Linked DNA regions of Homo sapiens: region 1 is linked to region 2. A link is a loop called in an ENCODE intact Hi-C map of the cell type or tissue named here. Cell type or tissue: psoas muscle. All regions are shown on one strand. Each heading gives the region's core, and the rest is flanking DNA. Links, peaks and the distances in the headings are about the cores only. Region 1 has its middle 98 kb from the start of SNAP25-AS1. Region 2 overlaps MKKS (MKKS centrosomal shuttling protein).

The links. A loop is a pair of places that touch in the nucleus more often than their neighbours do. Peaks named below come from ENCODE experiments on the same cell type or tissue, not always from the same donor. Only the 100,000 strongest peaks of a DNase experiment are listed, where the experiment ranks them.
Region 1: a loop joins it to region 2, with 4 times the contacts of the local background. A loop is called at or near these places in 18 of 110 quality-filtered maps.

What each region holds. Positions count from the first base shown.
Region 1 is chr20:10,315,698-10,318,514 of GRCh38, forward strand. No RefSeq gene overlaps it. Among named protein-coding and RNA genes, the nearest start is that of SNAP25-AS1, 98 kb to the left of the region's middle. In psoas muscle, for the core only: a CTCF peak has its summit at 1,159 (motif pointing right); no DNase peak of the experiment used is centred there.
Region 2 is chr20:10,425,809-10,428,625 of GRCh38, forward strand. All of the region lies in intron 1 of MKKS (MKKS centrosomal shuttling protein), which reads right to left. The region is part of intron 1 of LOC128706665; the gene reads right to left. The region is part of intron 1 of LOC128706666; the gene reads right to left. Among named protein-coding and RNA genes, the nearest start is that of MKKS, 7.0 kb to the right of the region's middle. RefSeq lists a silencer at 2,455-2,504. In psoas muscle, for the core only: a CTCF peak has its summit at 1,492 (motif pointing left); a DNase peak (open chromatin) is centred at 1,473.

The sequences.
Region 1 (2,817 bases), core at 177-2,676, 110 kb before region 2:
AAGATGAACTCAAGAGTAGATGGAAATATTAATATATAAATATTCTAAATATTGGTAGTAGATCTAAGGTTTTGGATGACAGATAATAATATCAGGAAAGGTGTTTTTTGGTTTGTTTTTGGTTTTGTTTCTTTTAATCCTAAAGACCCAGAGGCAATGAACCAGATAGTTTAGCATGAAGAGGAAGAAAAGGAAAAGGAACACCAAAGAAGATAGAGTCAAGCAATTTTGACAAAATGGTAACACGGAAGAGAATGAGGAGAACTGCCATTATTAGTTAAAAAAGAACAAGAGTTCGAGATCAGCCTGGCCAACACGGTAAAACCCTGTCTCTACAAAAGATACAAAGCTTATCCGGGTGTGGTGGCCGGTGCCTATAGTCCTAGCTACTCGGGAGGCAGAGGCAGGAGAATCGCTTGAAGCCGGGAGGCAGAGGTTGCAGTGAGCCGAGATGGCACCACTGCACTCCAGCCTGGAGCAAGACTCTGTCCAAAAAAAAAAAGGAACTAGAGAAAAAAGTATAAAAAGAAGCTTTTAAATAACAATGGTTTCTGAAGGATTGGAGGACAGAGGCTGTTTACAAACTCAGCTCTCCCTTGCCTCTTCAGGCTATTTCTAGTTCATCTTCCCGAAATAACCTGTTCCTTGTTTGCTCTCTCTTTCTTTATTCTCACAGCCATCACCAAGTTGCCCTTGAGTACACCCTCCTACACCACAAAGCTGTTCTCATCCTGGGTCTCAGCTCATCCAACACTGCTCCAAAGTTCAGCAATCTTAAACTCCATATATGTCATTCTCTAACCAAAATAGTCATACCTTCACTCTCTCATGTTCTTTCTTATGTCTTTGCACTTGCCCTTCAAACTAACCTAAACTTCTAATGTCTGCTTCTAAGTTTTCTCTCAATGACCCCAATTTCCAATCCTGCCAAGAGCTCCAGTGTGTGACAGCCTCCACTCTTGGGTCACATCTTCCCTGTTTTGCCCTTCAATCCTGGACTATAAATCCCAAACTCTGGATCAATAGAGTTCTCTGCCTGACCCCTCCTTAGGCCTGGGGTCCTTGGGAACACAGGAAAATCCTGGACTGGTACCACGGAAAATGTATGATCCCATTGAAGTTCTCACGCCCAGCAGGTGGCAGTGTAAACTGGTATAACCACTTTAGAAAACCATTTGGCTGTATGTACTAAAGCTGTATGCATACACTGACTTGGCAATTCCATTCTTAAGTATCTATTAAACAGAAATACAGTGGTCCTTTTGTATAGGCAAGGGATTAGTTCTAGGACTTCTGCTTCTACCCAAATCTGTGTATACTCAAGTCTTGAAGTCAGTCCTGTGAAACCTGAGTATAGAAAAAGCCAGCCCTTTGTATCCTTGAGCTTTGCATCATATGAACACTGTATTTTCCATCCCCATTTGGTTGAAAATAATCCACATGTAAGTGGATCTGTGCAGTTCAAACCCAGGTTGTTCAAGGGTCAACTGTATATACTTTTGTTCACCCAAAGACAGGTACTAGAATGTTTGTAGCTCAAACTGGCATTTATCCACATGCCCATCAACAATAGAATGAAGACATAAATTTTGGTTGTTTTCACATAGAACACCTACAGTAAAGAGAATAAGTAAACTACAACTACATGCTGAAGCAACATACGTAAGTCTTATTATCTCAATATAGGATGGAAGAAGCCAAATACAAAAGAGAGCACGTTGTTCCATTCCATGTGTATAAAGTTCAGAAACAGGATAAATGAGTCCATAGTGTTAGAAGCTAGAATAGTGGTAATCCTTGGGGGAAATGGTTAGTGACTAAAGATGCAAGGGAAGCTTCTGGGATGCTAGTAATCCTGCTTCTTGATATAGGCGCTGGTTACATGGGCGTGTTCAGTTAGTGAAAGTTTACTGATCTGTGTAATATGTTACATGTGCACTTTTCTGTATGTATGTTATATCTCAACAAGGAAGTTCAAAATAGTTACCAAAATGACAAATATATATATATAGGCATAGGTTACATAATTGCTTCCCAATGTGAAAAATGCTCCCTGCAGTAGTACAGCACCACGGTCTGCAATTATAAGGCATAAACCACTTTCATTTCCTGTCCCTCCAGTTTCAAAATGTCCCTTCCCATCTATGCTGTACTGCCTTCCTGTATCAGTCAGGCTCTTAGAATGCCTGGGTAATGTAACAGGACTTTAATAACAGCGACTCTTTATAAAGGTGTGGGCAGGTTTAGAGAAACCAAGGAGGAGAGTGCAGTCCCTTGGGACTAGCAACAGTGGGGGCCCTTCCCATCCCTAGTCCCAAAGAGGCAAGGAAAGGGAGCTGTTTCCCTGAGCCTAGAAAAGGTAGTTTTCCATGGAGAGGACACCGTCTGGCTGGAGCTGTGGCCTTTGGTGAAGGGATGGAGCCAACCTAGGGCAACGTGGAGAGAGAAAACTGAAAATAAATACCAGTATCCCTCTACTCCTGCCGTCTGATTTCTTGCCTTTCTGATGGCTCCCAAGGGCCAAAGCCTACCAGAAGCTAGTGGATGGGAGTCAGTAATGAGGTCCACACAAATTGGCACTTCCAAGACCCAGAACAGGGTGGAAAAGGGTAGAGTGTTGGTTTGGAGCAATGAGTGAGGGCTTCAAACACATTCCCTCTCCATAGGTATCTTTCTCCAGTCACACTGACTCTACTGAGGCTGTTGTAGCTGCATGAAACAGTCTTACTAAACGTCCCTCAAGCAAAAGGAAGCTTGTGGTGAAGGTCACACAGAAGAATTGAAATTAGAGAGTCATGGAGTCTTCTCTTCCTCTTG
Region 2 (2,817 bases), core at 262-2,761:
CCCTTCCTTACCCTCTAATGTACTTGCCACTGCCCTTTCTTTCTTTCCTGAATCTTCTTTAAACATATTTCTAAAAAAAGACTCCTTTAGAAGGATAGAGAAATCAAGAGACATGAAATGAGATTAGTAAATTTTAGATCAAGTAAAATAGAGTTGATATTTATAGTTTCATTTACTAAAATGTCTTTTGTTAAGTTTAGAAAAAGTTTAGAGGCAATCTTAATGTGGATTATGCTTTTCATATTCTTCTCTCAAAAGTATGGTCTTAAATTATTCAAAAGTTTCATATTTTTCATTTTGTTTTGCTTTCATAGCAACTTTATGAGATCATTTTATAAATGAAGAAACATTAAATGATTGATTCTAAGATTACTGTCAGTTAACTGTGGCATTCAATTTAGATGTGAAGTCTTTAAAGTCTTGCCTAGTACTCTACTAAGCAATTCTTCAAGTCAAGAATTAGTGCCCCAGCTTGGGCAGTACTGTCTATCAGGATTTCCAGTGTGTGATCACGGATGAGGGGAACATTTGGAGGGCGTGAGGCACACCCTTGAGGATCACTGAGGTCAACTAGCTTGGGGCATCATGCCTGGCATGTTGTTCTTTTTTCTTTTTTTGGGACAGTCTCACTCTGTTGCCCAAGGGGGAGCGTAGTGGTGTGATCTCGGCTCACCTCCGCATGCCAGATTTAAGGGATTCTCGTACCTCAGCCTCCCAGGTAGCTGAGATTACAGGCCCACGCCACCATGCCCGACTAATTTTTGTATTTTAGTAGAGACGGGGTTTCACCATGTTGCCCAGGCTGGTCTCAACTCCTGGCCTCAAGTGATATGTCCGCCTCAGCCTCCCAAAGTGCTGGGATTACAGGCATGAGCCATGCACGCCCCGTGGCATGTCCTTGGCTGATTTTCATGTCAGGTATATAAAAGGTTAACAGCTGTCATTTCACTTGTCCAAAATTAGAGGGCATCTTACAGTTCTGGAGGTAAGAAAAACAAAAAAATTAGAGGGCAAAAGAGTCTATATCCTCCAAAAACACATCCGTGACCTACTAATGGTTGAGATTAGCTGGGTTAGTTCAGTTTTCTTTAATTTAGTTCTCAGTATAGAATGACAGCAAGAGATTAATGAACAGAAGAGGGAGAACTTGCTATGCTTCTACCTCATTATAAATACTGTAATCTTTTAGAGTAGCTTAAAGGCCAAGAAAAGAAAACACTGACACACACACACACACACACACACACACACACACACACACACACACACACAAAGTAAGGTTAAGGGCAAAAAGGCAAGCAAGCTTCCTAGAACTTCCCAAACAGCTGGATCTAGCCATCAGATTATTCTATCTAGCATAGTATTAGTTAAAGCCATCAAGTTTTTTTAATTGCTTCCTGCAAAATTAGGCCTAAAATAACTTGGATGCAGGGAATGTTACATCAAATGTTCTCATTTTGCCTATTGGGCTTGCTGGGCGCCATCTGCTGGCCTTTTGGACACAGTGTAAAACGGATTCTTTTTGGTCTTAATTGCTGTTGTGATTTGAAAAAATTGTAATTTTTAAAAACTTCCACTGAATGTAATTTAATCATGAGAAGAACATTAGATAGAATATTAAAAACCAATTAACCCAGCTCTTGTGATAATGAAACTTTATGAAGTTTACTGGAATTGTACTATGCCTTTTCTTTTACAATGACAATGTTGGCTTTAGGTATTTGTGAATTCTTCATTTCTGAATTCTCATCATCAACATTCAAAAGTTATTTTTTATCCTCAATTTTTAATACAGCAGTTTGAATTGTGGCATTTTTTCTGTGTACACAATAGAAAAGACTGCACGTGGTCTTCAACTGTGCTATGAAATGAACTGACATGGTAAACAGAACAATCGTTTTCCTTTTTCTTTTCCAACTATATCACCTAAAATAACACTCATTTTGCTGGACTTCTCCAGTCTTGTAAAAACACACACCCCAAAAACAATACTGTAATTCTTAATGAACCCATGGATCATAATTGAGTTCTAAAGTTTCCATTCTGCAAATCCTACCACCTTCCCCACCAAACCATTCAAGGTCAGCTTGACCTATATCCAAGAGCTGGGCTGCTAACAGCGTAACTGAGTCAGGAGTGGATCTGCAGTCAGAAGGCCGAAACAGGTATGCGTAAGTATCTTATGTCTTTTGCTATTCCTCCCTGCTCATTGCTGTGAATTTAATGTATTTGTAAATAAAAAATATACTGAAAGCATCATAAGTCTTATATGGGGGTTTCACTAATTGTAGGCAGTCTCAAATATTAAGCAAGTGATTAACAACTAATGAGAAGTGAAAACTAGCTTACCAGCAAGCTGTGGTTTATCACAATGGTTGTAGTGGTTTATAGAGTTGTCTGAGAATCCTGTCCCCTTTCACTGTTTTTACACCCTGGCTGCCATTTGATGCTGGTGATTGGTGGAGGAGAGGGGAGTAGGTATCATGCAGATAGCCAGATTGTTCCAGATCAGATACCTAGATGAATGGGCCTTTAGTGCTACAGCAAACACTTTATGTTCCTGGTATGTTCTGAATCCCTAAAGAGCCCATTTCTACCCTTCATCATTTTCAAGATTTTAATTGTATGCTCCACCTTCATTTCTGCAGATAACCTATTGGCCAGAGGACATTATAGCTCTTTAGGTATGAACACCTCTAACTTGTTGTCCCCTTATGTGCACCTTAGCTCTCAACTAAATCTTCTTTCAGCTGGGCGCGGTGGCTCACGCCTCTAATTCCAGCACTCGGGGAGGCTGAGGAAGGTGGATCACTTGAG